Linked DNA regions of Mus musculus: regions 1, 2, 4, 5 and 6 are each linked to region 3. Evidence: chromatin loops called from intact Hi-C (ENCODE). Cell type or tissue: heart. All regions are shown on one strand.

What was found. Hi-C counts contacts between places; a loop is a spot of excess contacts. Peaks named below come from ENCODE experiments on the same cell type or tissue, not always from the same donor. Only the 100,000 strongest peaks of a DNase experiment are listed, where the experiment ranks them.
Region 1: it touches region 3 in a loop (6-fold over the local background); 3 of 42 quality-filtered maps call a loop at or near these places.
Region 2: a loop joins it to region 3, with 4 times the contacts of the local background. A loop is called at or near these places in 10 of 42 quality-filtered maps.
Region 4: a loop joins it to region 3, with 8 times the contacts of the local background. A loop is called at or near these places in 3 of 42 quality-filtered maps.
Region 5: a loop joins it to region 3, with 10 times the contacts of the local background. A loop is called at or near these places in 36 of 42 quality-filtered maps.
Region 6: it touches region 3 in a loop (3-fold over the local background); 15 of 42 quality-filtered maps call a loop at or near these places.

What each region holds. Positions count from the first base shown.
Region 1 is chr1:167,368,118-167,373,117 of GRCm38, reverse strand. Aldh9a1 (aldehyde dehydrogenase 9, subfamily A1) reads right to left here. Exons shown (of 11, transcript NM_019993.4): 11 at 4,588-5,000. Mgst3 (microsomal glutathione S-transferase 3) reads left to right here. Exons shown (of 6, transcript NM_025569.2): 6 at 476-1,152. The coding sequence ends at 615. Among named protein-coding and RNA genes, the nearest start is that of Aldh9a1, 21 kb to the right of the region's middle. In heart, no CTCF peak of the experiment used is centred here; a DNase peak (open chromatin) is centred at 3,007; H3K27ac peaks cover 376 bases.
Region 2 is chr1:167,306,696-167,311,695 of GRCm38, reverse strand. It overlaps Tmco1 (transmembrane and coiled-coil domains 1), which reads right to left and starts at 3,026. Exons shown (of 7, transcript NM_001039483.1): 1 at 2,763-3,026; 2 at 2,313-2,390. The coding sequence starts at 2,832. In heart, a CTCF peak has its summit at 3,111; a DNase peak (open chromatin) is centred at 3,045; H3K4me3 peaks cover 2,334 bases; H3K27ac peaks cover 1,927 bases.
Region 3 is chr1:167,217,914-167,222,913 of GRCm38, reverse strand. It overlaps a transcript of Uck2 not described here. Among named protein-coding and RNA genes, the nearest start is that of Gm46170, 46 kb to the left of the region's middle. In heart, a CTCF peak has its summit at 2,194 (motif pointing left); a DNase peak (open chromatin) is centred at 2,173.
Region 4 is chr1:167,391,963-167,396,962 of GRCm38, reverse strand. It overlaps Mgst3 (microsomal glutathione S-transferase 3), which reads left to right and starts at 3,122. Exons shown (of 6, transcript NM_025569.2): 1 at 3,122-3,212. In heart, a CTCF peak has its summit at 2,547 (motif pointing right); DNase peaks (open chromatin) are centred at 2,822, 3,112 and 4,152; H3K4me3 peaks cover 2,821 bases; H3K27ac peaks cover 2,565 bases; H3K27me3 peaks cover 1,241 bases.
Region 5 is chr1:167,334,589-167,339,588 of GRCm38, reverse strand. No RefSeq gene overlaps it. Among named protein-coding and RNA genes, the nearest start is that of Gm24182, 12 kb to the left of the region's middle. In heart, no CTCF peak of the experiment used is centred here; DNase peaks (open chromatin) are centred at 1,968 and 2,978; H3K27me3 peaks cover 435 bases.
Region 6 is chr1:167,282,348-167,287,347 of GRCm38, reverse strand. Uck2 (uridine-cytidine kinase 2) reads left to right here and starts at 2,221. Exons shown (of 7, transcript NM_030724.3): 1 at 2,221-2,572. The coding sequence starts at 2,474. In heart, a CTCF peak has its summit at 2,531; DNase peaks (open chromatin) are centred at 2,217, 2,837 and 3,567; H3K4me3 peaks cover 3,014 bases; H3K27ac peaks cover 3,314 bases.

The DNA.
Region 1 (5,000 bases), 150 kb before region 3:
AGACACAAACCTTTGTGCATTTTCTAAGTGCCAGTTGCTTGCCTGAGAACTTTACATATGCTAGGCAAGCTCACAGCAATTCCATGTACAGCGAATAGCCTGTTGTGCAGATGAGGAAACAGCCTTAGAAATATTAAGGGGCCAGCCAGAGCTGCCAGGAATCAAACCAAGGTGCTGCGTCAGCAAAACCTGACCACGGCTGGGATAAATGGCTATCGGAGAGGAAAAGGCTACGTGTCATTCCGGAGGCAGATGCTCCTACTGGGCCTAAGACAAAGTTGCTTGACTTACAGAGTCCTCCATAGTCTAGGCAATGCTAATGTACAGTTACCTTGCACATAGATTCTAGCGTACTGGTGGCTCTAGGCTAGAGTTGGCCAACCTCCCAATAGCACGCGGTTGACGATATGACCTCAGATGCTAGAGCACAATGGCTTGTGGATGTCCTGGTGACTTCCGCTGTCTTCTTTTTCAGACCCTAGCAAGCGGTATCGAGGAGCCGTGGGCTCTCTTGCCCTCTTTGCCCTGATGGGCACCACCGTGTGCTCTGCTTTCCAGCATCTCGGCTGGATCAGACCAGGCTTAGGCTACGGGTCCAGATCCTGCCACCACTGAGGTGTGGAGGGCCTTCCGACTCTCACTCACCTCCAGCGACTCACCCTGATTTCCAGTTGCACTGGTTTTTTTTTTTTTTTTAATATAATAAAAACTTATCTGGCATCAGCCTCATACCTAAAGCTCCTGCCTGCATCTCTTTCTGAGAGTCTTAGTGAAATAATGGTGCCATTTCTACCCATTACGAGCAAAGCTGTGAGCGCACCCCACCCCCACCCCCGCGACACAGTCTGTGAATCGGTGATGAAGTCATGGTGATGAGGACGGAAAAATTCATCCTCGGCTCTAGTTCAAAGTACCGCTTGATGCTAATAATTAACGGTATGGACTTTTTTTTTTTAATCTATTGAAGATTGTTTATGTTGCTTAAAAGGTTAAGTAATGAGCTCAGTCACATGAGCAGGTAACGACGCTTGTCACAAAGCCTGATGGCCATGTGTTGATCTGGCTCCCACAAGTTAGCCCCTGACCTCTACGCGTGCACTGTATGTCGCACACGTATGTAACACCTATACAAATAAACGTTAACTGTTTAAAGCTTCTTTCTTAAGCAATAGACACAGATGAAACTAGGGATAACTGTGATGCTAGAATTGCTAACAGCTCATTTTATAGATGAGGAAACCGGCTGGAGAGATGGCTCAGTGTTTAAGAGCACAGACTGCTCTTCTAGAGGACCCAGGTTCAATTTCCACCTCCCATGTGGCAACTCACAATTGTCTGTAAACCCAGTCCCAGAGGCTCTGACACCCTCACACAGACATACATGCAGTCAAAAGACATCAACATACATAAAATAAAGATAAATAAATTTTTTAAAGTGTCTATGCCAATGTCTGATTAGGAACAAAGAGGAAAGGCCTTTAGAGAATGGTCTAAGCTGGCAAAATAATGACTGCAAGGTATGAACAAGAACACGGCGTCTAGACCTTTGCCATCCAACTGGGTGGCCGCTAGCCACGAGTGGCTTTTAGATGGATAATGCTTATAACAGACGCACAAGTTCTTCGTTTGGGCCAGCCACACTTCACATGCTCGATAGCTTCTGAGGATCAGAGTTAGTTGCTGAACAGAGCCTTAACTATAAACCCCATGCATTTTCCATTGGACTGAGTCACTCAAGCTTCAGAGATGAAGGCACTGAAGGGTGGCTCAGCTGTACTGGGATGACTGGGACACCCTTGGGAATTAGAACAGAACACATTCCCGGAGCGGGTCATGAGAATATGTCACCAGTGTACTGAAGAAATGGAAATGGAAATGGGCTGCCCCCTCGCCAACCCCCCACCCCCACCCCCATAAAGTTTTAAATTTGCCTTCATATTTGCCTTCCTTTTAGCAGCAGTAAGTGTTCCCTTATGAAATGGTGATAGTGAGATAAGAAGTTTGGGGTTGGGACTAGAAAGGGATGGGACATCGGTAAACCTCTGCAGTAACTGGGTTTTATCTGTGTTATAAAAGAAGTGCACCCCGGGGGACCTGGAGAACTGCTTCCTCTCACTGAGACCCAGCGAGGCAGGAGGACCCAGTGCTGGTCTCTGGAGTACTGGCGTCCCTGTGTGACAGCTGTGGGCAGTGGTAGTAACCAGGTGGGAACAGCAGCTTGGGGTGCCTTCCAGTGCTACAGTCCTTCTGCAGGTCCCAGGTAGTCATGCCTCTAGGTCAGGGGTTCTCAACCTTCCTAATGCTGGGGCCCTTTAATACAGTTCTTCATGTATGCCCCCACCCCCAACTATAAATTTTTCATTGTTACTTTATAGTGGTAGTTTTGTTAGTTACAAATCATGATGTAAACATCAGATATGCAGGGTATCTGATGTATGACCCCTGTGAAAGGGTTGTTCAACCTCCAGGGAGTCACAACCCACAGGTGGGAGTCACGACCCACAGGTGAAGAACTCACTGCTGTAGCAGCCAGTTAAAGTTCTTGGCCCAGGATGTAAGACCCTTGGTCTTAAGGAGGACAGCTCTCTGACTCTTCTAGCAACCAGAGACTGCTGTTTCTTGTCTCTGGATCCTAACAGACATCGTCCTTTTGTCTCAGTTCTGTCCTCTGCTGCTGTTTCTGCTGTGACACCTTCCTGCCCTGGCCTCCCTCAGACTGTAGCTGCTGCTTTCTCCATGTGACCAGCTCATATAACCAAAAGTGGAGCAGACCAGTGGGGAGTCAGCTTTTAAGGGTATAATGATGTGAATCAGGAAAGGAAACCAGAGTATCTCTCCACCTAACAGAAGTATGTCCCAAAGATCCCACAGCCTCCTAAAACATCACCAACGGGGCACCAAGTTTCAAGTAAGTACATGAGCCATTAGGGACATTGGAAACCCTCGTACACAATTACTGAGGCTCCATGATCACGCATGCACAGTAGGAGGCGCCCAAGACCAGAAGCAGGGCTCAAGGTGTGGTAGAAAGCTTGGGCGCCATCTGCTGGTGTAACCCAGAATTTGGATAACTTCCCCTTTACATTCTTAAGATGCTATCCAATCCTGATCACGATGACCAGTCTTAAGCCAGAGAGATGGCTCATCCTGTAGAATTTACCACCAAGCCTGACCACCGGAGTGTGATTCCCTTAATCCATGTTAATAGGAGAAAACCCACTTCCTTGAGTGGGCTTTCTGACCTCCACTCCTGCCCACACACACACCCACTTACACAGATAAATAAATATAAGTAAATACATAAATGAGCAGCCTGTCTGTCCTATCCCTCTTAAACAACTTTCTAGTAGAATTTTCTGACGTGACAGAAACATACTCTGTACTGTCCAATAAAGTAACCAGCACCTGTTTTATATACTGAGGACTTGCGATGTGGCTAGGGCAACTCGCACACTTAATGTTTAATTGTGACTAAGCATACGTGCTCAGAGCAGGGCTTAGCCCAGCTGCCTACTGAATTCACCTGAGAACCAGAGTCCAGATCACTTACATTAGCATCTCAGTACATTTAACGTTCAGTAGGCAGCCTTAATGAAGGGCCAAACTAGAGAACCATTTCTCTCACAGCACTGCCTGGCAAGCCACCCTGTGTATGCCTCATCTGAGGATCTTACTAAAATTGACTGACAGGTTTGAGGTGGGTTCGGTCTGCATCTCTACCAACCAGGTGCTGTGGCTCCCTGGCCACACTGAGCATTATCCGCTCAGACGCTCAGACAGGGCAGTTCTTGCTTTCCGTTTGTGTTCTAGTGGAGGAAGGGTACAGTTTGCACAAAAACAGTTACAGTAACAGTGGATGTTAACAGGGAGGGAGGAGGCGGTGTGTGATGGGTACCGTACCTTGGAACAGAGGTTAGCTTGCGGTGTAAGGAACCTGTAAGATGACGAGCTGGAAAACGTGGTCTAAAGAGGGAAGAGCCTGGCAGAGAACCCAGAGGAGAAAGTGGAGAGTAACAGACGACATCAGACATCCAGACAGTGTGGATGGTCATGATGAGGCGTACGGGCTTTCTCTTAACTGCAGTTAAAAGCTGCAGCGGGCTTAAGCAAGAACTCACTGTAATCTCACTGCTGTTTAATTGCTTGGTTTCTTTTGTCAACTCCCCCAAACCTTGAAAAGGAAGACAAAAATGGGTCTTTATGTGTGAAGAAAAAAAAACAAGGATTCATAAATATGTCAGGACAAATAACACCAAAAAAGGCTGCTTTCAGCATTCTGGTGCGAACGGCCATAATTCACCATCCAAAGGCAAGAGACTGAGAAGCCTAGCAGCCATCATCCCTTATCTCTAAATGCCACCGTCACTGTACGTAACTGGTCCCCAGAAGGAGCACTGGGCTGGGCTTAACTGCATCGGTCTGCAGTTACAAGGTCTGCCCACTGCAGGGAAGGACAGGGCACAAAAAGTCGTCATGCCCCACCCTGCCCTTTGTACTTGGCAGGGCTCACCTTCCCCTGCCTGGTGCTTTCTCCTGTCTCCTACCCAGCCTTAAGATGAGACTCAAATTAAGACGGCAAAAAGATCAGCAGTGTAATAGGTTTTTAATTCACTGTAATGGTAGCGTACAAATAACTCACACATTCTAAAGGTTCTCTTCGGTTCTATGGCCATAGGCTGTACTGCAAGAATCAGAGATAAAGTGCTGTGGAAGACAGGATGAGTGTTTACTGAGGCAAGTCAGTTATCTGCGTAAAATCCGACTCCACCAACTACCTGTCTCTCTAGCCAGGTGGTCCGGTTTCTCAAAGAAAGGACAGAAAAACACAGCGTTTGAGAAAGATTTTATTATTGTGCAGTGTATGATATGGGGAAGGGGTGGGTTCTAGAGATAAACCTGAAGTCACTGGGTTTAAGTGATAAGACCTTACCCACTGAGCTGTCTTGCTAGTTAGTTAGAACACAGCTGTTTAAATGCCAATGAGTCACATAGCCCACAAA
Region 2 (5,000 bases), 89 kb before region 3:
CAAAGAACCATGTCCTAGCAGCACGTCCAAGCTAGCAAGTAGACACAGCAACAAAGAAAGCAAGCATATTTAAAAATCTCTTTTAAAAAAGATTTTGGGGGCTGGAGAGATGGCTTAGCGATTAAGAGCATCAACTACTCTTCCAAAGATCCTAAGTTCATTTCCCAGCAATCACATGGAGGCTCACAACCATCTGTAACAAGATCTGACACCCTCTTCTGGAGTGTCTGAAGACAGCCACAGTGTACTTACATATAATAAAATAAATAAGTAAATAAATAAATAAAAATAAGCCGGATGATGTTGGCACACGCCTTTAATCCCAGCACTCGGGAGGCAGAGGCAGGCGGGTTTCTGAGTTCGAGGCCAGCCTGGTCTACAAAGTGAGTTCTAGGACAGCCACGGCTATACAGAGAAACACTGTCTCAAAAAAAAAAAAAATATATATATATATATATATATATATATAAAATAAAAATAAAAAATAAAAAAGATTTTCGGATTTCCCTGCTAAAAGCATAAAATCACCAAGGTAAGAAAATCCTGGAAGGTCATGTTTGTGAAGGTAAATAGAATGAATTTGGTTTAAATATGGCGAGCCAACACTATCAACTTTGAATAAAGGATGGCGAACTGTAATTTTCAAAGTCTAGGCTCAAAAACAAAAGTCTGAGTTTAGTCTCCAGTTCTTTGTTTTCTTGTGATGTAAGTCTATCATTAACTTCCTGGGTCTCAATCTCCTGTCCCATAAGGTGGAAACATTTTTATAACCAACCACAATGGTTTTTATGTGCACCAAATGACATATTTTTCACTGCTGAGGGTGAACTCCAGGCTTTGGGCATGGCAGGCACGAACTCTATCACAGCTCTCTGCTCTGAGCCCCTCACATAGGATAATTTAGGGGGGAAGAATGCAAGGGGAGCTGAGGAGTACAGCTCAACTGGCAGAGTGCTTGCTTACCATACACAAAGCCCTGAGTGCAGTCCCCTGCACCCCACAAACTGACTTGATGGTGAATAACTGTGACTCCAGCACTTAGTGAGCAGAAACAGGAGATCATAAGTTCAAGGTCAAACTCAGCTAAGGAGTTAGCTTTTATAGGCTAGCCTGGCCTATATAAGACCCTGTCTAAAATTAAAAACAAAACAGAACAAACAAACAAACAAACAAAAAACGGACACTCACAAAACTTATAAAGATATAAGGAAATAAGAAGGATATAGGAATAAAGGTAGCTGTAGAAACTCTTAGAAGCCAAGTTAGGTATGGTTTAGGGTTCTGAATTTCTATAGTTCATCTCTTGGAAGGTAGGAGAATCAGCTCAAGGTCATCTTCAGCTAGTGAGTTCAAAGCCAAGCAGGGCTAAATGAGACCCACCTCATAAAAGCAAAACAACCAACCAACACTGGATACCAATTGTGCTTTTAGAGAACCATTCAAAGTCCCAGTAACTGGGGAGCTAAGGGTGAGGCATCAGAAATGTGAGGCCTGCCTGGGCTACCTAAGGCCTTATTTATATGATCAGCTGTGCCCTGCTAAATTTTAACTTTCCTTCAAAAGTCACAAATTTTACCCATGTTAATCATTTTTTCAATCATTTTTCAGCTTTCTCACCCGACTGAAACTTGGCTAAACTTTAAAGGGTACCACTCCCACTGACACTAGTCACAGTGACTTATTCTCCAAACACAGCTCACACATTCAAATCTCCATGTTTACGTGATTTTTCCTTTCCCTAGAATTTCCTCTCCCTCTTTTATCTTCTATCTACATTCTAACTAATCCACAAGGCACTGGGTCCATCTGTACCATGAGATCTTCCATAGTCTCTCACAACAGAACAGGACCTCTTCTTTAGAATGAAGACTCTGTGTGTGTGTGTGTGTGTGTCTGCCATGACCCCTTTCCCCTTTAGCTCCCCGCCCCCCCCCCCCCCCCCCCCGTTTTAGGCAAGGTCTCGACAGGAAGTAGATCCAGCCTGGAATGCACTATGTAGACCAGGCCTGCCCTATCTGGAGCTCTACCACACCCAGATTCCTTTTAGCTTTATTAAAGATGCTGCACAAAGGTCTTTGATTTCTATCTTTACCAAGTTAGAGTATGGTTTTGTTTGTAACATGAATCTCCCTATGTAGCCCACACTAGCTGCGAACTCACAATCATGTCCATCTCCTGAGTGTTGAGATTTCAGTTGCCCTAACAAGGAACACTGGCTTGTAGTATTCTTGGTATACTCCTCTCTTAGTTACTGTGAACATGCACCCATTGAACTTCCCGTGTTGAACCGTCCACCGTCTTACCATACTCACATTTTTTACTTTGTTTTTCCACTTCTGCCTTCAATCTCTTGTATTTGTCTGTCCTGTAAACCAGGACCCAGGTTATGCCTAAACAGTAAAAGCAACATGCTAATGAGAAATAAATGGAAATCACAACAAACCATCTTTAATTGTTAGTATTGGAGACAAAAGGATTTCGACATTTTGCTCTATACTTATCAGTAACTTTTTTCAAAGTCAGATCAACCCATGTTTTGTTTTGTTTTTTTCAGTGTATCCACAAATACGTAAAGAAAATCAGGACGTATGACTCCACACTACTCTCCTGCTTCTATAGGGGGATGAGCCCGGGATTTCTTGCAACGGACCACGCAGGCCGCAGGGAGTGAGGCTCCCGATCTTTGCTCATGGGGTGCGAGGGACCCCAGTGCCCTTCCACCCTGGGATTAATCAAACGTCCAAGGAAACAGCCGCCCTCACCCTCGGCGAGCAGCGCGGTGCACACGGAGATAAAGACGATGAGCAGCGTGTCTGCAAACATGGTGCTCATCTCGCCCGTCTGTCCCCGCGCTCCCACCCTCCGCGGGGGGAAAGCACTCCAGAGCCAGAGAGACCGGGAAGAGACGTGGCGGGACCGACCCTCGAGGAGCGCTACAACTTTGACAGCCCCGAGTCTACACTTCCGCTTCCGGGGCGCCGACCCGGAACTACAGGCTTCACTCCCGCCGTCTGGCCGCCATAGTCGGGAGAGAGCGGCAACGCGCAAGTCTCGGGGGCCGAAGGCGCGCGCCAGGCCCGGTCTCGCGAGAGTTGGAAAGCCAGGTCGGTCGGAGGATGGCGGTGTGGTGGCGGCGGCGTTGCGACCTCGGCAGTGCGTTACCTGCTCTCCGAGCCCGATCGCCTACCTCACACTAGAACCCTGTCACACGGTGGCTGGACTTCACCCGCATCCCCGCCTCCGTGGCCGAAAAGTTAGGCCACCGCGTGCGGAGCGTCAGGGTCTGGGGGCTCGCCCCGGTCCTGGGCTGGGCGAGCCGAGTCGAGGAGTCCTCGGGCGCTGGTTAAACCAGCCTTTATGATGCCGGGGACGCCGTTGGAGGAGAAGGGCTGCACAACTCGCTTGCTGCGGCCGGGCTTTTATTGGAAGGAACGGTGGCGCAGTCGAAGGGGAAGAAGTGAAAACGTTGAATTTGAGTTAGAAGTGTTTTGGGGGCTGGGCGGTGGTGGCGCACGCCTTTAATCCCAGCACTTGGGAGGCAGAGGCAGGCCGATTTCTGAGTTCGAGGCCAGCCTGGTCTACAGAGTGAGTTCCAGGACAGCCAGGGCTATACAGAGAAACCCTGTCTCGAAAAAAAAAAGAAAGAAAGAAAAAAAAAAACAGCCGGGGGGTTGGGGGGGGACGGACACGGGGATAGAAAAAGGTGTGGTGTGTAAAAGTAGGATGTCTTGAGAGAGCCTCATACACTCAGATGTCCTCCGTGATGGACTGTAAATTACCGTGTGCAAGCGGGGCGAGAAAATGACGGGAAGGCCTTGATATAAGAGCACTCGATTCCTCCCAATTCTCAGATCTGCTCTTTTTCCTCAAGAAAACTCAGAAGTCTTCCTTTGTGCGTCCTTGTGTTTTTTTGAGACAGGGTTGCACTATGGAGCCCTGGTTGACCTGGAGCACTCAAGAGACCCCCCTGTCCTAGCTTTCCATAACTGTGCCACCATGCCCAGTTTGACTTCCATTTTCTGTCATTGTTCTTCCAAATTTCACTGCACACAATTTATAAATCTTCTGTAGCATTACCTTTTTAGTTTCTCTTGCCTTATATTTATCCAGGACTCCTTTAATAGATATTAAATATATGTCTATTAAATAAAGATATAACTATAAATATACGTCTTTAATAGACATTAAATATATGTCAGGAACAGTACTGGGCCCTGTAAGATGGAGCAAGATAAGATTCCTTGGTTCCAAAATTCCCCAGGGAAATTGTACGCCATAGTAAGATAGAATTATAGCTAAAGTGTTGAGAGCGCAAGACCGATTCTTCACGGAGGATTCAGAAAAGCTTCAGAAGCCAGGCGGTGGTGGTGCACGCCTTTAATCCCAGCACTTGGGAGGCAGAGGCAGGTGGATTTCTGAGTTCGAGGCCAGCCTGGTCTACAAAGTGAGTTCCAGGACAAACAGGGCTCCACAGAGAAGCCCTGTCTTGGAAAACCAAAAAAGAAAAGAAAAGAATAGCTTCAGAAAGGTCAGTCTGAGCTGAGTCTTGATTTGAGCAGGAGTTCACACAAGGGTATGTTTTTATTTAATCTTCTACATCACCCAAGGTAAATGTTGAGATAGGACAAAGGGTTGACCTTTAGCTCTGCCAGGTTTTCAGTTCTGCTTGAGTCTACTGATTAAGGCTTTTAGCCTCAGTTTTCTGTAACCATTAATGGCACCAGCTGGGTAAAGCTGTTAAGAAGCTTGACTGAGACAATATGTACTGTATAGCATTTTATACGTGCTTGATGTGGAGTTTAACAAGTATGATGCTGACTATATAATATTAAGAATCTAGTTAAACCATACTATACTGTAGCTCTACATACACTAGCTTAAAGTTATGAAAAGGGGAGGGTTAGAATCGGTGAAATGGGGCTGGAGTCAGTGCTTTCTCTAAGCACTGTCTGCTCTTGCAGAAGATCTGAGTTCAGTTCCCCTGCACCCACATGAAAGCA
Region 3 (5,000 bases):
GACAAATAAAAACAATGAATTCAACTCTTCACTCCTTTGTGGGTGCCTGGTTAGCAGCAGTCTCCGAAGCCTGCTGTGAGAATTGGGCGGAGGGAGGGCTGGGCCTTGCATTTCTGGAGGAAGCAGGGGTGCTTAGCCTGCCTCCTGTCCTGGTCTTGGGATGTGTGTGGGACAGACTCCCAGGGCTCTCCCAGGGTTAGTTACCTTGCACTCCCTATCACATGGTTTCTGGGAGGCTGAGGTTCTAGGAACGCTGACACTGTTCTCACTGATGTCCTTTGTGTAGCCTCTGCCGCCTTCCAGACCTACCCACTTCTCTCTGTTGAAAAGGAGAACTAAACCTAGGTGGAGTGAGCTAGGGGTGGGGTCGGGGGAGGGAAGGTAGCGGGGTGGGGCATGTGTAAGGAAGCTTACATTAATGACAACTCACTATGATGTGAATGAAGGTATATGTGTGTACTTTTAAAACATACATGTGCATGTATGTATGTATGTGTACTATATATGTGCATGCAACGCACAAAGTGTTGGAGTGAGGCACCATGTGGGTGCTGGGACCCAAACCTGGATCCTCTGAAAGAGCAGTAAGTGCTCTGAACTACTGAGGCATCGCTCCAGCCTTTCTATTCTTGCTTGATTATTTATTGATTGATTGATTGGTTCTTTGAGGTAAGAGTCTTGCTATATAGCCCTGTGCCATGTTGACCAGAATGGCCTCTGAACTCAGAGAGATCCACCTGCCTCAGCCTCCCAAGTGCTGGGATTAAAGGCACACACAATCACATCCAGCTTATTCCTGTTTTTAAAAGACCTACATCCAGGGCCTTTCACACAACTGGCTTTTGCTCTTTGTCGTTCCTGACAGTTCCCATGTCTTAGCTTCCCTTCATCTCTACTTCTCATCCTGTCTTTCCAGATGCTTGCTTTTTGCTAACCCTGGAACTAGGCAGGCCTCTGGATAGGAGCCTCAGCAGTGTCCCCTCTTTCCCTAGGGTGGTTTTGCTGGTGAGGCAGGGCAGTGATGCTGCTCTTAATTCTTTCTATGTGTATGGCTGTTTTGCCTTCATGGTATATCGGTACCGCTTGTTTGCATGGTATCCTCAGGCCAAAAGAGGGCATCAGATGCCATGGAATTGAAGTCACAGGTAGTTGTGAGTCTCCCAGTTTTAGCTCCAGATTAACATTGCTTTAATGAAGCCATCAATGGGCTGGCTTGCAGACAATGGCTTCAATACAAGGAGTAGAGAGAGGGTCTTGGAACATGGCATTGTAGGCTTCAAGAGACTAGGGTAGGTGGATTCCTTCACGATATGCTGGGGGTGTTTAGGTGCTTTAAGGCGGATCTAAAGTTTAAGTTAATGGCACATACCTGTGACCCCAATATTAAGCTGAGGCAAGATGACAAATTTGAAGTCATCTTGGGTCACATACAAAGACCCTATCTCAGAAAAATCCCTCCCAATCGCCCCTTCGCCACCACAAAGAGAACAATTTAAGAGGTCATTTTCTCGACTGGGGATGTTTCTTGGTACCAAAGCACCTGCCTAGCATAAGCAAGAGGTCCAGGCTCAATCCCCAACATTGCAAAACCGAAACTATGAGCTAGCTGTTACCCTAGTCTTGCGTGTATACTTACATACATATTTCAATAAACCATGAGCTAAAATAACATGGGAACCCATTAGAGACAGGACTAAGCCCTGGTATATACATCTTAGGAACATAAAACTACCCTCTATGTAAACACCACATCTACCCTGGGCCCTGACTTGTACTGTTTGGATTCAGTGGCTCCAAGGACTTGTGTGTTGAGTTCTGACTGTCCTGGCTGGGGCAAGCCAGCACCTGGTGACAGCTCCCCTGCCTGGACGGGATGCTCATCACACGTGTGCATTTCAGAGGAGCCCTCCCAGTGCCATCTGCTTCCTCTGAAGTAAACGGCCTCCATTGTAAAATCACACTAGATTTTTCCTGTGTTTGTTATGTGTTCACTCATACTTAAACAGACAGACAGACAGACAGACAGACAGACAGACAAACACCCCTCCAAAAAGCAAACCAAACCTGTGAAGGATGCTAAGAAATGTGCTGGTTCTCCGGGATCACTGGAAAACTGAATTCAGCTGCTGCAAAGGTCTAACCTAAATGACAGGAAGTCTGGTGTGTGTCTGCCATCTAGTGGTGGGGATTCAGACGGCAGCAGGAGTGGGTGGCTTCAGTTCCTGGACAGCCATTTGACTGGCTATTGATATTTAAGAGATGTATACTCAGGTGCTATTAAAAGTATTAACTACTAATATGACTTTAAAAAAATATTTAAGCCTCCACTAGAGCACATAGAAACTAACTCCCTTAATTTCTCCATGGCAACAATTGTGAGTGGATTGGGATGGGGGGAGGGAGTGTGGATGTGTGTGTGGATGGGTGTGTAGGTGTGAGTGTATATGTGTGTGTGTAGGCTAGAAGTTGTCAAGTGTCTTCCTCAATCACTCTCTTCTTCCTCTTCCTCCTCCTCCTCCTCCTCCTCTTCTTCTTCTTCCTTTCTTCTTCTCCTCTTCTTCTTCTTTCTCTTCTTCCTCTTCTTCCTCTCCTCCTCCTCCTCCTCCTCCTCTTCTTCTTCTTCTTCTTCTTCTTCTTCTTCTTCTTCTTCTTCTTCTTCTTCTTCTTCTTCTTCTTCCTCTTCCCCTCTTCCTCTTCCTCCTCCTCCTCCTCCTCCTCCTCCTCCTCCTCCTCTTCTTCTTCTTCTTCTTCTTCTTCTTCTTCTTCTTCTTCTTCTTCTTCTTCTTCTTCTTCTTCTATTATTATTATTATTGATAATATCCCACTATGTAGACCAGGCTGGTCTCTAACTCACAGAGACCTGCCTCCTGCCTTCTTGGGTGCTGGGGTTAAAGGTGTGTATCATCACGTCATCCTATACCATTTATTTATTTATTTATTAGGTGTGTATCATCACGTCATCCTATACCATTTATTTATTTATTTTAGAGGGGTTTCTCTCATGTGGCTAGAGACCACAGGTTCTGTAAGGTGGCATGTCCCTGCCCACGAAATGGATGTGTGCTGTAGGATCCAGAGGATTCTGGGACTGCATTCAGGCCCTCATGCTTGTATGGCCACCTCCCCAGCCCCAAGGCTACAGCTGTTTCTACTACAGTAGTTTTTACAGGCTGCTATCATCAGCTGTCTATGTGCATGTGTGCACATGTGTGTGGTTATTATTATTTTAAAAGCATCACTGGGATCTACCCTGAGAACTCTGAGCCTGTAGACCTGGAAGAGGATCAGTGATAACAGGTTGTTGGGGTGAGGTGGATCAGCTCTACAGGGAGGGTTGGAACCCCAGGACCTACCTTGTGCATTTTTACCCATAGGGACCCTCACACCCTGGTGTTCCTAGCACTTGTAATGCTGCCTCTCCCAGACATGTCCCAAGCATTGCAGATGGGGACTGGAAAGGTAAAATTCACTGCAATTAAGGGAAGAGAGAAGGAGCCACTGGAGTCCTTTCATTCTTTCAGTTAAAAGCAGACCGTGGGGAGATGCCACTTGTCTCCATAGATGCCACCCCACACCAGCTCTGTTTTGCACAACAGTTCCTGGAGAGCAGGGAGTGTGTCTGCATCACTGAGCATCCAACATGGCCCACCAGAGTTCCATTGGAACAAGGTACTAACTAGAGAAAGTCCCATGGTGCCTTACATGACTGGAACCTGCTTTTGGCCATAACCTCCCATCGGTTTTGGGACTGTGTAGACTGCTGGCAGGGTACCAGCCTCCCTAGTTCTCTGAGAACTGAGAGTATGGCCTCCATCTTTATCAATTTAGTGGCTTAGTAGGTCACATAAGGTGACAGACACAATGTGATTTAGGAACAATGAAAGGATAATGAGTGAGTGTGCTGCTCAGTTCAGTTCACTATGCAGCTAGCCTTGGTGGTACTAAAAATTGATTGAGTTTAGCTCAGACCAAAGTATTGCTTGTTTTCTTCCCCCGTTGCTGTGATAAGAATACCCTGGCAAAAGAAACCTAAAGGAAACAAAGGTTTTACCTCAGCTCACTGTCAAAGGGCAAAGTCCACTGTGGGGAAGGCAAGGTTGTAGGGGCATCCACAACCAGGAAGGTGAGGGCAACAGATGCAGGTAACTGCTCAGCTTCTTTCTCTACTTAGACAATCCAGTACCTAAGCCAGGGAATGGCGCCACCCACAGTGGACAGTGGCTCCCCATTTCAGTTAACATGATCAAGCTAATCCCCCACAGGCATGCCCAGAGGTCTGCTTCTCCCAGGTGAAGTTAGAGTCAGTCAGGTTGATGATTATTGGCACTGACCCTCACAGTTGAGTCAAACAGACAGAGGAGGGACTCAAGCCAAGCCAGTATCGGCTGGGTGACAGGCTATGCCTATGAACCAGCAAGTGTCATGAGGACTACTTCAGGTCAGTTTGTCACATTGTCATCAGACCTAATGTCTTCGCAGTGAGGCACCAATGGTAACAAACACCACTGGAGGTGTATGTCAGTGAGGGTTCGTTGGGTTGAGCTGCATGCAGTAGGAAAACAAAGTACCAAGGACGTGTGACTTGAGGAAAGCAGCCTGTTTTAATCCTAAGTCAGCAGTTTTTCAACCTTCCTCAAGCTGCGACCCTTTAATACAGTTCCTGATGTTGTGGTGACCCCCTAACCATAAAATTATTTTCTCTGCTACTTCATAACTGTAACTTTGCCACTGCTATGAATTGTAATGTAAATATTTAATATGCAGGATATGATGATATACAACCCCTGTGAAAGGATCAATCAATCCCCAGAGGGGGTTGGGACCCACAGGTTGAGAACCACTGTGTTAACGTCAGCGTTGAAGTCCAGTGCTAATAACGATGGTGTTACCAGAGACTCAGACTCTAAGGCTTCCATCTGATGCACTTGGTTTTCATTTTCAAAACCACTTTATGGTCCAAATAGACTTCATTCCATTCAGAGTGGGGCTGTAGGGAAGTC
Region 4 (5,000 bases), 170 kb before region 3:
CACACTCCCAGGAAGCTCGGGGAGGGGAGACTGGCTTTGTCACTTCAATACTAAGTTCTACTTCCACTGAAGGAAATATGGACTTTACAACTAAAACAGTCAACGGAACAAACGAGTCATCAAGGGAGAGTCAATGAAGTGACTCGTAGGCTGGAGGAATGCAAAAAAAGGGGAGACAAAAGGGACGGGACTCTGGAGAATCTGGAACACATTTTAAGAATTAGAGAGATGAAGAGCAGACAGCAAGGACTCAGGGAAAAGCTATGCTTAAGATACTGTAGAGAGTTTACAAGGCGGGTGGTGACCTTTTAGAGCCGTCTAAAGGAAGGTTTGGAAGCAGAAGCCAAATTGTTAAGTGGAGAAGGAATGGATGGTGAGTGAAGCAGGGACACAGTAACTTCTGGGCCACATGCTGCACATCTCATTCCTGTTGTTTTACTGGGGTCTACAAATACATTCACCTGAGGAGAAGCACACAGGGTTCTTGTGTGTAGCTCCATTTGGTCTTCATGGTGCCTCAAGATAACAGTCTTACTCCAACTAAGAAATAGAGGAAAGCACACCCAATACCCAGTGCTGGAGAAATAGCTCACTGCTTTCCAGAAATGCCCACTGCTTATAGATATCAGGAGATTTGAATAAGTATGTATTCTCTGACCCAGAAATTCTCTTTAAAGAAGTTTAGTCAAATCATTGTAAGCACACATACAGATTTGCTGACAATGTTGTACCTTGTAATAGAAAAACTCAAAACAACCTATCTCCAACAAAAGATTTGTATAAAGTGGTATGCAATCATCACCAAATACTGTTGAAGAATGAACTGCAGACGATGAAGGGGAAATGGATTGCAATTTATAAAATGGACAAAAGAAAATAGTGTCCACACCACCATTCTACCGGAGTGTGCACACACACATGAGTAATTTTTGGGAGGTTCTCCTGTATTTCCCAAGGCTTCTACAAAAGACAAACATTGCTTTTGTAAAGTTTTGGTTGATTTGGTTCGTGGTTTTATTGATGTCTGGTTGGATTTTTTTGGCTTCTGATTGGTTGTTTGGCTGGGTCTGGGGGGCTTGAGGGACACCTGTTTGAGACAGTTGCTCACTAGATAGTCCTGGCTGTTCTGAACTCCCTATGCAGACCAGCCTGGCTTCAAACTCATGAAGATCCATCTGCCTCTGTCTCCCAAGAACTGGGATAAAAGGTATTCCACACTTCCTCTGGCCTTGTAAGATTTTTGAAATAAGGTCCTACATGATCAATTCTTGTTTAGGGTCAGACAGGAAGGTCTGTGAAAGCAGCCACCAGTATTATCCTGACTTTCTGATCATCTGTTCTACCACCTTGGCTGCCTTTTTTTATACAGACCAGAAGCAAGAGGGGAATGAGGCCCCTTAATAGTGTAGAAATGGTTTTTCCTATTTGCTTCCTTAATGTTCAGTCAAAGCAAGTCCTGTAAACCCAACACACCAGGAAACCTGAAGTAGAAACCTTTCTTGTACTTAAGGGTAAGCATTAGAACAACTGGAAGCTGATGAAGCAGCAAGAATAAAGATTACATGAGCCTCCGATGTACTTCCAGATGTGTAGGCAAGACAAGCCAGTAAAAAGGAAAGCCAAGCCTGGCCCCTTCCTTGATTCTAGGCTTTCCTGCTTGGGATTGTTCGACTCCCAGGCACTCTTTCTTAGAAGTGCAAATTCTCCCAAAGAAGAGATTCTCGTGAGGATGGGCTCACTAGTGCACCTCTATAATGCCAAGAGTTGGAAGGTGGAGGCAGGAGGATCAGTTCAAGACCAGTGTGAGCTACATGGCAATATGAACTTGAGGCACACCTGGGCTGTGAGGGAGAAAGACAGGTGGAAGAAAGGAAGGGTATGCAAGCTGTGCTAAAGATCCGAAAATCTTAAAAATTGTACTGATTAAAATTTTGGTGATTGTGGAGGGGTGGAAACCTTCAGCCAATCAAGCTAGCTTTAACATCCTTACTAGTCATTTATGTATTTGAACAGCTATCTCGGACCTATCACTCAAATCATTTCAGAGAGTACAAACCTGCCACTAGCCTCTACGAACTCAAGACAAAGAATGTCATCAGACAATATCTGAGATCTTATTCCAGGCTTTGCTATAATCTGCACACCTGATGCCCCCACCACCACCCGTTCCCAACGTACAAGAAAGGGAACTTGACTTAGGAATTTCTTTGGTTCTGTTACTAGAAGTTCACGAAATTACAGTTGGCCACTGCAGGCCATGGTCACTCATATTTGGCTACAGAATAAACTTATTCTCTGGTGTTTGTGAGGAAGGAGGGGAGAGACATTAAAAGGTATGCACTGTCTGACCTAGTTTCTTAGGTCGTAGCATGTTAAGTTTCTTAGGGCATTTCAGAAACGCGGGGCAAAAAAAAAAAAAAAAAAAAAAAGTAGCAGATAGCTTCGGTGCTTTCTGCGACCGGTTTAAAGCAGAACTTATAGAAATTAGCAGTCAAGGTCTGCTTCTGCTTAGTAGGTCCTATCCAAGGCTCTCCTGGAGGCCGCCGCGAGGTGGCACAAGAGGGTGCGCCTGTGCTCTTTGTTAAGTTTGTGCCGGGGTCCGGGAAGAAATACCTGGGCGAGCCAAGCCATAGGAGCCCGCCTGTGGGGCTGGGGGAGAGAGAATGGGTGCGGTGCACCGTGTAGGCAGAGCTGAGGTACGCGCCAACGGCGCAGGCTAAGGGAACTCCCACAGTTTCAAACGCCCCCTCCCCAAGAGAGTCCAAAAGTGAGACACACGCCTTCCCCACCCACCCCAAGCTCTCCATAAACTACGCTCTACTTTCTGCGCACGCGCAGCAAGCTGAGTTACAGTGCCCTGCCGGGGACAAATTACTAACGCGTTACTGTCGCTTCTGTTCCAACCAAGCAGAACAAATCTCTAGGAGCAATTTAATACTGTAGTCACGAAAAGATACTTGGAGAGTAGAGCAAATATATACACTGGGGAGCCGGAAAAGTAGATATGCGGGCTACCCGACACAGGGAAAAAATGCAGTCTAGTTTAAGAAACAGCTAGAACCGCCAAAGTCAGAGGCGGTCTCGGGGGCGGTCCCGAGGGCGTGGCCGCGCGGGGCGGGGCGGAGTGGGGCGGGTCCTGCGGGACAGCTAGAGCCGCACCTAGGCACTGCTGTGCTTCTCAGGTCTGTACCAGGCGCACGAAGGTGAGCCAGGTAAGTGCTGGCAGCTGCGAGCTGCAGGAGCTTTAGCTTCACTGGGACACCTGAATGCCTGCACATGCACAACCGGTATCTCAGTCACTTGGAACGGAATTGGGGTCTCCAACCTCCCTTCTTTATCGGTCGATTTGAGCTCTGCATTTCTACCCACTCTGCCCTCCGCCCTCCCTGCATGCTCCCCCCGATGGTGTAGCTTAGGAGCTTCTCGGGGAGGCCCCTACCTCGCTATCTCTAACTCAGGGAGGTTCTCAAGGTCAGCTCATCCTCAATTCCTTATTTTCCTCCCCCTCCTTAATTCCAATTGTGTAAAGACCTGGGGCTCCCTCTTTCGGCCTTCAAGAGACCACCTGACCTTACTCACTGCAGCTGTTAATACAGAGAAAGGAGCCCGGAACTCTGCAGTGGGAACTGGCCATTCGTACCTGATCTAGCACAGGTTTCATAAGTGGCGTGCAAGCGCCGCGCCTGCTATGGATGTCTTGTTGCTAGGATCCTTCGAGAGGGTCTCAGAGGGAATTGCATTTGTTTTCCTCTCGCCTCGTAGAAATATTTGCATTGATACCTGAATATGGGTCATTTTCTTACTTCTGTCCTCATAGCAAGAGACTTCTTGGGAAGAGTGAGTGGGATATTAATTCATCCCATACTCACATGTCCGCAAGTGTCCCTTTACTTATCTTGTGTCGCTACAGGGAGACCCAGAACCACAGGGTGGGGCACCTGCAGGGTGGTGGAAGGGAGTAAGAGACACTGAGTCACTCCCGAGGTTGTGGTTTCTGTTAATTCTTTGCTTGGGAGGCACCAGTCTGCAAGTAGCCTAGGGTACAAGTCAGTGCGGAAAAGGAAGTAGAGGAAAAGCAGAGACAGATGGTCGGATGGGTAGGAAAGCAACGCTGCGCTGCGGGTTGGGACTTGAATCCCTTAACTAGGGAAAGGAGGTGCCCCAGAGAGCAACCAGCTCTCTGCTCTGTTGCCTGTACTGGTGGCTTAGGTGTGGCCTTGCAGGGTCTGCTGCAGATTTTAAGGTAGTAGCAGAAACCAGGGCTTCCCTGCGGGAATCTGTAGGGCACCTGCAGACTGCAGTTTCCCGGAAGCAGCCAAGGTTATTAGTCAGGGTTACCCGGTGTGTTTTCTTTCAGTGTGTCCATAATGAGAGTATACTGTCTTGAGTCAGGGGATCCAGAATTGTTTATTCTCACAGGAGCTAAATTTATCTAAGGAGTTAAATAAAACTAACATCTGAAATCCAAACATGTGCTTTCACCCTGGGAAGTACATTCTGCTCAGCTTCTTCCTGACACAATGTTACAGAAATAGAAAACTCTGTCAAGTGATTCTTTTTTTTTTTTTCCTTTAACCAGTGTTACTATATATAAAATGACAGGGATAGTGTGGCCAGCCATAGAAACTGAACTACTGGGGCTTCCTTAGACTAAGGAACAAAATCTTGCTGGATGCAGAGGCCTGCAACTGGAATCCTAGCACCAGAGAGCCTGGGGCAGGAGAATGGTAATTCAAGGCCAGCCTGGGCCATTTATTGAGTCCTTGTTTAAAGGACAAGGGCAGAGTTTCCCTCACTTAGATTCCCTCCTGCTTGTGTAGAGTTCCGGAGGAAACAATCTGAAAAGGAACTCCTTTATAAGTAGACAGCACAGAGAACACACACACACACACACACACACACTCACACACTCACACACACACTTACAAAAGGTGTGTTTATCCAAAGAGATGCTGAAAAGCCCCTGGACCAGTCAAGAATGAGTGGGTGTCAAATGAACC
Region 5 (5,000 bases), 120 kb before region 3:
CCCGCCAATCAGGATGTAGCTCTTAGCTACTTCTCCAGCACCACACCCATCTGCTGCTGTGTTCCATGCCAGGATGACAGGGAACTAAGCACCTGACACTGTAAGCCAGCCCTCAGCTAAATGCTTTCTTTTAGAAGAGTTGCCTTGGTCATGGTGTCGCTTCACAGCAATAGAACAGTGACTAAAACAATGTGTATTGGGTGTTTTGCCAGCATGTATGTCTGTGAGCCAGATTCATGCAGTGCCCATGGATGCCAGAAAAGAGAACCGAATCCCCGGAACTGGAGTTACAAACAGCTGTTACTGGGAATTGAACCTAGGTCCTCTGAAAGTGCTCTTAACTGCTGAGCCATCTGTCCAGCCCCTATAGTCTAGCTTATAATGATGTAATTGGGAAGTCTCTTTGAATCCGTATTTACAACAGACTCTTTTTTCTTTTTCACAGTACTGAGGGTTCAATGCAGAGCCCTGTCAATGCTAGGCAAGTGCTCTACCACGAACACCATCAGCTATGATCTTTTATACTAACACTAAGCATGCAGAGTGATTTTATACAAACACACCCGAAGCCTACTCGGCACAATAGCTGAGAAGGCCTTTTTCAGTGTGTACCTGAATTAGCTTTACTATGGTTGGCAGAAAACAGCAAAAGGAAATATGGGAAGGATTGAAGTTGTAGATTCCAGCTAGTAGAAAAGCAGGTTTTTTTTGTTTGTTTGTTTTGTTTGTTTGTTTGTTTGTTTTTCAAGACAGGGTTTCTCTGTATAGCCCTGGCTGTCCTAGAACTCACTGTGTAGACCAGGCTGGCCTAGAACTCAGAAATCCACCTGCCTCTGCCTTCCGAGTGCTGGGATTAAAGCGTGCACCACCACACCCGGCTTGTTTTTGTTTTTTTGTTTTTGGGTGTTTGTTTGTTTGTTTTTAAAGATTTATTTTATTAATATATGTAAAGTACACTGTAGCTGTCTTCAGACACTCCAGAAGAGGGTGTCAGATCTCGTTACGGATGGTTGTGAGCCACCATGTGGTTGCTGGGATTTGAACTCTGGACCTTCGGAAGAGCAGTCGGGTGCTCTTACCCACTGAGCCATCTCACCAGCCCCTGTTTGTTTGTTTCGAGACAGGGTTTCTCTGTGTAGCCCTGGCTGTCCTGGAACTCACTCTGTTAGACCAGGCTGGCCTTGAACTCAGAAATCCACCTGCCTCTGCCTCCCAAGTGCTGGGATTAAAGGCGTGCACAGTTTAGAAAAGCAGATTTACAGGGCATGGGAGCTGGTGTTCCGAGACTTCTGTATTCAATAATGCAAAGTCTTAGCTAGTGATTAGATCAGTTTCTGGGAAGTAATTGTTGGAATGACCTGGAAGGGAGCATTGCTTCCCTAAGGACTCCTTAGGTCAGCGGTTGTCAAGCTGAGGGTCTTGACCCCTTCGGGGGTCACGTATCAGATAGCCTGCATACCAGATACTTATGTTACTTTTCATAACAGCAAAGTTAGTTATGAAGTAGCAGTGAGATAATGTTATGGTTGGGGGTCACCACGACCTGAGGAACTGTGTTAAAGGTCACAGCCTTAGGAAGGTTGAGAACCACTGCTGTCGATGATGTAATGAAAAGAGGAAAATCTCGATTCTGTCCGTTAACAAATGAATTTGAATGTGATGCTTAGTCCCTTCACCGAGTTTTCACTTGTGTGTTAAGAGGAAGTGATACACATTTGTAAGGAACTGTGAAAGATGTTAAAATATCTGGCATTGTGACCTTGCTAAGTGGCAGCTATTTATAATGGACTGACCAACGAACAAATATTATAGGAACCGGAAATGGTGGCAGAATAAGAAAAACAGGGCAAAAATACTCCAGGTGGTAAAATCTTCAGTGCATCCAAGGGACTGACTCATGGGTTGCTAGGGGAGTTGCTAGGAAAGATCCGAGAGAACCCAGGCAATATAAAGTTCCCGTCAGAGCCACTGGGTGGCGCTCTAGGATCCACTTTGCTCCATGTCCTTTGGTCTCAGCCGCGGGAGACTTCATGTTCTTTCAGAGAAAGCTGGAGCCAGTTTTTCTGCTTTAAGGAACCATAAAATTGGACAAAATACAGGAAAAATGATTTGCAGATAACTCTACATAGGGAGGAAATAAAGTAAGGACTCCAGGTTCCCCCGGGGGGGAAAAAAAAAAGAGCAGCAAAGGAAATAAATGCCAAGGAGGAAGGAAACAGTGGGTAGACTGTGCATCAGTATCAGAAAGGAGGAAGCTTTATGAAGAGTGAGGTTTGGAAACACATAGAATTTCCCTTTTTATTCCTGTAGCTTCAAATTGGTTTGGGGGCTGGAAAGATAGCCAGGCTATTAAAAGCACTCACTACTTCAGGTTTAACTCCCAGCTCCTACATGGTGGCCCACAGTTGTCTATAACTCCAGTTACAGACGACAGACAGCCCCTTCTGACCTCCGAGGGCAACACAGACATGCACACAGACATACACACAGGCAACACACTCATGCACCTATGTCTTTTTTATGACATTGGTTTTATGTAAGGTGTAGAGTGGGGTGCTCTGATGCCCATAGATAGGGATAGGATCACCAGGGTCAAGCTTATGACCATCCATCACCTCTGAGGTGCATGCATGCACTCGAGTATGTGTTAAAAACATGAAATATCTCTTCTAGTAAACAGCCAAAAAGTGATAAAGATTAAGCATCTTCTAGGAAAAAAAAAAACACAACCCTTCTAGATCAATGGCACAGCACCTGCCTAACATGTACAAGAACCTGGGTCCGATCCCTAGTAACACATGAACACACCCAGATAAAACAGCAAGAACTTCATTCTTTTCTTCCTGCCTTCTTAGATCCCAGTCACTGGAGATAAGATTGGTACCCTGATTATGTAAAGTGGTCAAGGATGTAGTCTACTGTGACAGAGAAGTCACAGCACCGGAGGCCTGAGGCCTCTGGTCACATGGCCCTTGCATCCAGGAAGCTAGAATAAAGCAAGCCAAACCAGCTCCCTTCCCCTTTTCCTTCAGTTTGGCCTTTCGAAAAGTCAGTGAAGCTAATCTACGCAGTCCCTTGCAGGCATGCCTGGAGGCTTGTCTCCTGAATGATTTTAGATGGCATCAAGGTGACAGTCAGTAGAACCATCACAGCACCTCTAGTGTCCTATGAAGTAAGAGAGGCTAAGTGTCCTGTCAAAGTTTGAGTGTGAAATGTCCTCACAGGATCAAGTGTTGGTGATATATGGCTGCCAGCTGACAGGCTTTGGGGCAGTGACTGGCTCCTGGTAGCTCCTCCTTCATTGATGGATGGAGTCCCTGATAGATTCCTAATATAATGGGCTTATTGGGAAGGGGTGAAAGCAGGAGGTGGGGTCGCTGGGAGCCCTTCCCTGTCTTCTCAGACACCATACTGTAGATAGCTTTGCTGGTCCACGTTCTTCTACTGTAATATACATCTCGTCACGGCCCTGAAAGAAGAGGGCTACCTGTGAACTGAAAACATGAATCACAACAATCGCAACCAGCCCTTCCTTCTTCCGAGCTGTTCTCTCAGCTTCCGGCTATGGCAAAATGAAAGTCCAACAGTTCCCTAAAGGAAATTGTTGGCCAGCCAAAGACCCCAGAAAATAGACAAATACTCTTCCATTGTTAACTTTGTATTGTTGACTCAGGATCTAAGTTGCCCAGGCAGGCCTGGTACTTCCAATCTCTTCTCAGCCTTTTGGAGGAGCTGAAATTACAGGCGTGGGCCCTCATGCCTGGCTGAAATTTATGTTGTACCACTTTAGTTAGCATTCAAAAGTATGTGTTTTGTTACGGTATTTTTGTTAGTTTTTTCGAGACAGGATTTCTCTGTGTAGCCCTGGCTGTCCTGGAACTCACTTTGTAGACCAGGTTGTCCTCAAACTCAGAAATCCACCTGCCTCTGCCTCCCAAGTGCTGAGATTAAAGGCGTGCGCCACCACTGCCCGCCTTGCTATGGCATTTTCATACACGTGTAATATACATTGTCCAAACCCACCCTCCCTGATACGCCTCCAGCCCCCACCCTACACACACACCCACCACCACCATCCCTCTTTCTCCTCTCACTGGTGGTTTCCTACCTCCTCCTAGACTTCTAACCAACCTTCACTGACACAGTCGTCCAAGACTTCCCCAAACAGAACCAATGCTTCCCTTGTCTGTGCACCTCGATGGCAAGGCGTCTTCTTGCCAGTATTACTGCTTACCTCCCTCCGCCCAGGACACTGTGCTCAATGGCTGCTGAGTAGCTCTGACAAGACTGGGGGGGAAAAAAAATCACCATCCAGATATTCACAGTACAAGAACATTTGAGGGCTGAGCTGTGGCTGAGGAGTGAGTTACGGAGATGATCTGTCTGCAGCCATGAACTTTCTTGAGCGGATGCAAGAATCCTCATTATTTCAAGTCTTCTAGATGTTTTAACCTTTTGTTGTTGTTGTTTCAGTAACTCTTCTCTATTCAGATAAGCATTTATCATTGGAGAAGAAGAGAAGGTTTTTAATTAAGTGGTGTAGCTTGAAGTATCTAGTGACCACTGAGTGCATCTAAGCCTAGGAACAACCGAACGAGGGTCAACCACAAGCCTTGCACTTTATCAGCAAGATTTACTAGACGAGGCCTTTGGACAGAGGGAGTGAGGCAAACTAGTCTCTCTTTGGGGATTGTCTCTGAGGTAGAACAACTGACTGCAGAAAATTAAGCCATAGCCAACCTAGATTGCTTTTGTTTCCCCTAAAATGTTTCACGTATTTATCATTGAGCCAAGCCCCTAGTGCAGATCGAAGAACAGAAAGGACACATTCCCAAGAAGATGTGGCCATCCCCAGAGTGCTGACATGCGGCTTGATATAACTTGTGATCTGGACTTAGCAGAGATATATGTTGCTATCTCACATACAATTCCTGAGAGACCCGGCTGGGTTCTCCTCCAGAGTCTCCTCTCAGAGATAGGTCTGATCTTATCACTAATTT
Region 6 (5,000 bases), 64 kb before region 3:
TTTTGCAGAGAATAGACTTTTGGGAGAAGTCAACCCACCCACACTGTCTCTGCTGGGGAATGGAGTGAGGGCTAGCCAGCCTCTCCCAGATGTCGCTGATGGACACCAGGCAACCACTCGGATCTTGGTTTCCTGAGGATGAAGTTTGGTGTTGATGTGACATAAAATATCTCAGAAGAGAACATGTGTAAGCAAGACAAGGTGGTGGAGACTGTGGGATCTGGAAGGTCCATTTCAGCTATTTAGGGAGTAACAGGGTCAGCCTGGGTTACATAAGATCCTATCTCAAAAGAACAAAACAAAGAGTGCTGTCTTCTCCCCCCAAGTCCCAAGATTTCTCTGTGCAGCCTTGACTGTCCTGGAACTCAGAGATTTGCCTGCCTCGGCTTCCTAAGTGTTGGGGTTAAAGGCATCTGCCAACAATACCCAGCTAAATCCTTGGTGTTTTTCCACTAAAGAATTGGAAGTTTCTTATTTCCTTTTTGTTTTTTGAAGTCAGTAAGAGAGAAGATGCACTATATCACGTTGGACTGATTCGTTACTCTTTAACGATGTTTTCAAAAACAAGAAAGTGTGTTAGACTTAAAATTTTTTATTTCTTTTTAAACTTAAAAATTGTAGCACAGTGGTGGCTGCACATACCTTTACTCCCAGGACTCTCTCAGGAGGCAGAGGCAGGAGGATCTCTGTGAGTTTGAGACCAGCCTGGTTTATAGAGTTTCAGGATACAGAGAAACCCTGTCTTGGAAAAGAAACAAAAACAAAACAAACAAAAAAACCCAAACAAAACCCTGTTTTATGTATATAGGCGTTTTGCCTGCATGTATATCTGTGCACCAGTGTTCCTGGTGGAAGCAGGGCCAAGAAGTGGGCATCAGATCCCCTGAAGCTGCCAAGTGAGTGACGGGAATTGGACCCACATACCTCTGGACAAGCAGCCAGTGTTTTTGTTGTTGTTGTTGTTATTGTTGTTGTTGTTGTTGTTATTGTTTTTGATTTTTCGAGACAGGGTTTCTCTGTATAGCCCTGGCTGTCCTGGAACTCACTTTGTAGACCAGGCTGGCCTCGAACTCAGAAATCTGCCTGCCTCTGCCTCCCAAGTGCTGGGATTAAAGGTGTGCAGAGGCAGGTGGATTTCTGAGTTCAAGGCTAGCCTGGTCTACAGGTTTCTGGTTCTAGGACAGCCAGGGCTATATAAAGAAACTCTGTCTCGAACCCCCCCCCAAAAAAAAAGAGGTTCAGAGTTCAGAGAAGCGGAGATTCTAGTACTACCTTTCAGGTGTGCCCAGCAAAACTGCCCTTTCTGGTTCCTTTAGGAGTCTTTTCAAGCCCCAATACTCTACAGTGATATTCAGGCATTGTTCTAAAAACTTTACCTATGATAATTCATTTTAGCCCATCAAAAATCCTAGCGTGTATCATTTTTATTTTCATTTAATAGAGCACTGAGGCACATTGGCCTTGCTTATGGAACTTGATGTGAATGAAGACATCTGGCTCCCGCGGTGAAGACTCCTTTTTAGTCTCCATTTGGTACTGTTTTCCTAACTAAGTGACAAATTGCCTGCCTCTAATAAACTAGGTCAGTTAAAGTCATCAATGAATGGAAATGGCATTGTTATGTTTCTATTTTCATTAACCCTAGCTCCACGGGAATGTCAGTACTGCGGAGCTAGGATGGTGTGGAAGGGCACTGGTTTTTCAGGGAGGAGTAACCGTCCCCGAGTCACCCTTCTTTTAGGGAGTCACATGAGGACAGACCTGCTAAGGAAAATGGCACTTGGGGGTTTCCAAGACAGGAACTCTCTTAAGCCGAGCGGGTGACACACTATTTTGGCACACGGAGGGTGGGAAGGGAGTCTCTGAAAACACAAGTTTCAGTGAGGATGAAGGGTCTAGGCATTAATTCTCCATCTTCATATTCCCAGCCTTTTCCAGTTTTGCGTCTCAAACCTCCAGTCTCTGCTCTGCTCTGGCAGTCTCTTCTAGCTTTTGATCTCTTTTGAAATAGGACGCAGAGTGGCGCATTAAGACGCTGACCTAGCCGGTTTCTTCACCCCTCCACCCCACCCCCCGCTCCGTCCCAGAAAGGGTTAATCCGGCGGGTGGGGAGGGGAGTGGCGCTCACACCTTTCCCAGAGACCTCGGGCGGCGGCGGGGCCCGGGCGGGGCGGAGGCTGGGGCCAGACTCCTGGCGAATAGCAGCGCGCAGCCCGCCCGGATTGGAGCAGCCTCATCACGCTGACCTCTGCCTGGGATGTAAACCCCACGGGCCGCCACGGGCACAGGAGAGCTCTCGGCACCTCCGGGAAAGCCACCTCGGCCTCCCCCGCGCCCGGGCTCCAGCCGCGGCCGGCCCAGCCTCGACCTCAGCAGCGACCAGCTGCTCCTGCGAGGAGCCGAGCGAGCCCGGTCGCGGGCGGGGAGCGTGCGTCGGTTCGCACAGGCTGCGAGAGGAGGGGCGGCGCGAGTCATGGCCGGGGACAGCGAGCAGACCCTGCAGAACCACCAGCAGCCCAACGGCGGCGAGCCCTTCCTGATCGGCGTGAGCGGGGGCACGGCCAGCGGGAAGGTAAGAGTCCGCGCGCCCTGCTCGCACGGCGGGCGGCGCATGTGGCCGGCGCCCGCGGGCCGTGTCAGTTGCAGCCTGCCACCGCGTGGCCCGCGGGATCCTCGTTCCGGGCCGCCGCGCTCCGGCGCCGCCAGACCCCGCGCAGGCTCGGTGCGCGGCGTTGGGGACCAGCGGGGGGACCCGGGCGACCGAGGGTCCAGGATGCGGGTTCCTCCTACAAGTCCCCCGCAGGGATGGTGCGCTCCCTCGCTGGTTCCCGGCGGCGGCTGTGACTCGTGGTCAGGGTCTTGTGGGGGAGGGGCGGAAAGCGGATGCTTATTGTTTTGCAAGTCGGGTGTAAGGACCCGGCTTTCGGGGCTTCCCTCGGAGCCCCGGTACGCTCCTCCGCCCGGCTTGGCCCTGGCCCCGGCCCAAGCCTGTGGGCTGCGAGGCTGGCCGGGATGCGCGAGGTGGCGCGCCCGCTGCCGGGAGCCCACCTGGGGGTTGCAGGGCTTTCCGGGAGAGCCGAAGCTCGATGGGCACAGTCACGGATGGGATGACAGCAGGGGCTGCTGTCTTTTATGCTTAGAAGAGAAAACCGCATCAGTCTCAGTGAGAAAGTTGTACAGGCTCCATGCTCTTCGGTGTCCGGGTCGCTCGCTCCTTGGATCGCAGGGAAGGGGTTACCGAGTCTGACTTTGCGAGGAACCTCTTTCCTTTGTATTTTCTCCTGCACGGCAGCGAGGGGCGACTTGACTTAACCTCGGGTCTTTACTGCAGGTGGAGAAGGGTGGAGCCCTCCCAGATGGTTCTTTCTTTACTCCCCCTCGCTCCCTTTTAGGATGTGGCTGCTTGTTCGCCTGCCGTTTAACAGCCGCCAAGTTCAGTGGGCGCTCGGGCTCCATGAGGGGCGCCCGAGGGAGCTGGGCGCCGCGTGCGGCCGCTGGTGAGGCCGGATGGTGAGTCCCCAAGGCTGGGCAGCGTGGAGCAGGAAGGCTGGATGGCGCCATGAGACGCGCGCCACGCGCCACGAGGTTTTAGCTTCCAGCCCATTTCTCCTTGGCCCCTCCTCCATTTTGATTTTTACGTATTTTCCCTCCAGGTCTGGAGTACTTTAGCTCAGCAGCCCAGATTCGGCGTTGTGTGCCGCAGACTCCAGTATTGATGAATTTCGCCTCTAGTTTAGCTTCCATGGCTAGGATTCTGAAATGCTGTTTAGGTATCGGAACTTAGGGTCCCCCCCCCCCCCGCCTTTTGCCTGTTAACGAGCTAAACTTTAAAAAAAAAATATGTTCTTCAATATGTTCTTCGTCTAGGAATGCCATTCCTATTAGGGCCCCTCATCAGCTCTTTTTGGAATCACCTCAGCCGCACTGTTCATTTTCCAGTATTCCTGTTGTAGAGGAATTCATCGCTGTATTTCCAGAGAAAAGTTGGGGTAATATTAGCCTAAAGTCCAGTCAGCCCTCTTAGTGAGGAAGAGACTTTTTTTGTTGTTGTTGTTGTTGGTTTTTGGTTTTTCGAGACGGTTTCTCTGTAGCCCCGGCTGTCCTGGAACTCACTCTGTAGACCAGGCTGGCCTCGAATTCAGAAATCCGTCTGCCTCTGCCTCCCAAGTGCTGGGATCAAAGGCGGGTGCCACCACTGCCTGGCAGCCCGGCAGGAAGAGACTTTAAACTTGAAGATGAGTGGAACATTTAGAAACATAATGACCTTGGTAGTCACTTAAATAATTCAGTCACCAGAGGCACAGATAAACATTCTGTATTATCTTATTCTACTGTATTTGCAGTTGATTTTTAAGGATGGGTCGCTCAGATAGCTGGAATGGCAGGGCCAGTTAGCCACTGTGGGTGTAGCCAGGTCTCTGCCGACCTGCTTGTTATCCAGGAGGAAGAAGAGGGAAACCCTAATGAAAGAAGGGTCTCATCGTGCAGTTTTCAAAATGTACATTTTGGGCATATGATGGCTTGTTAAAGAATTGTGTGGTCCACCACACCAGGCTGTGTGCATTTATTTTTTTAAAAAAGTCCAGCTTCATATGGTACCAGAGTATGAGGCCAGCCTGGGCAACAAAACCACTGTCTCAGAAAGTTAAAAGAGCGCTGGGCTTGTAAAAATTTCATATTGTAGTCAGTGTGTAATTATGTCACAATTTTTTTTCCAGTCCGTAGTGTCTTTCCACTAAAGAACTGGATGTTTCTTCCCCTTTTTTTCTGAAGTCAGTGTGAACAAACTGGGTCTCCTGTGGGGCTCAAAACCTGGTGCAGTAGGGGCTGGAAGTATGGCAGGCTGATATCTTACATTCCTGCTAAAGGAATTTGGAAAGGGACAAAGGGGTCAAGAAAAATGACAGTTTTCAAGGAGACTCCAGAGCCCAACAATCTAATTACCCATTTTAAGGTGTCTGCTTTTGGGTGGAGGTGGTGTAACTCGGGAGCTTGCTTGC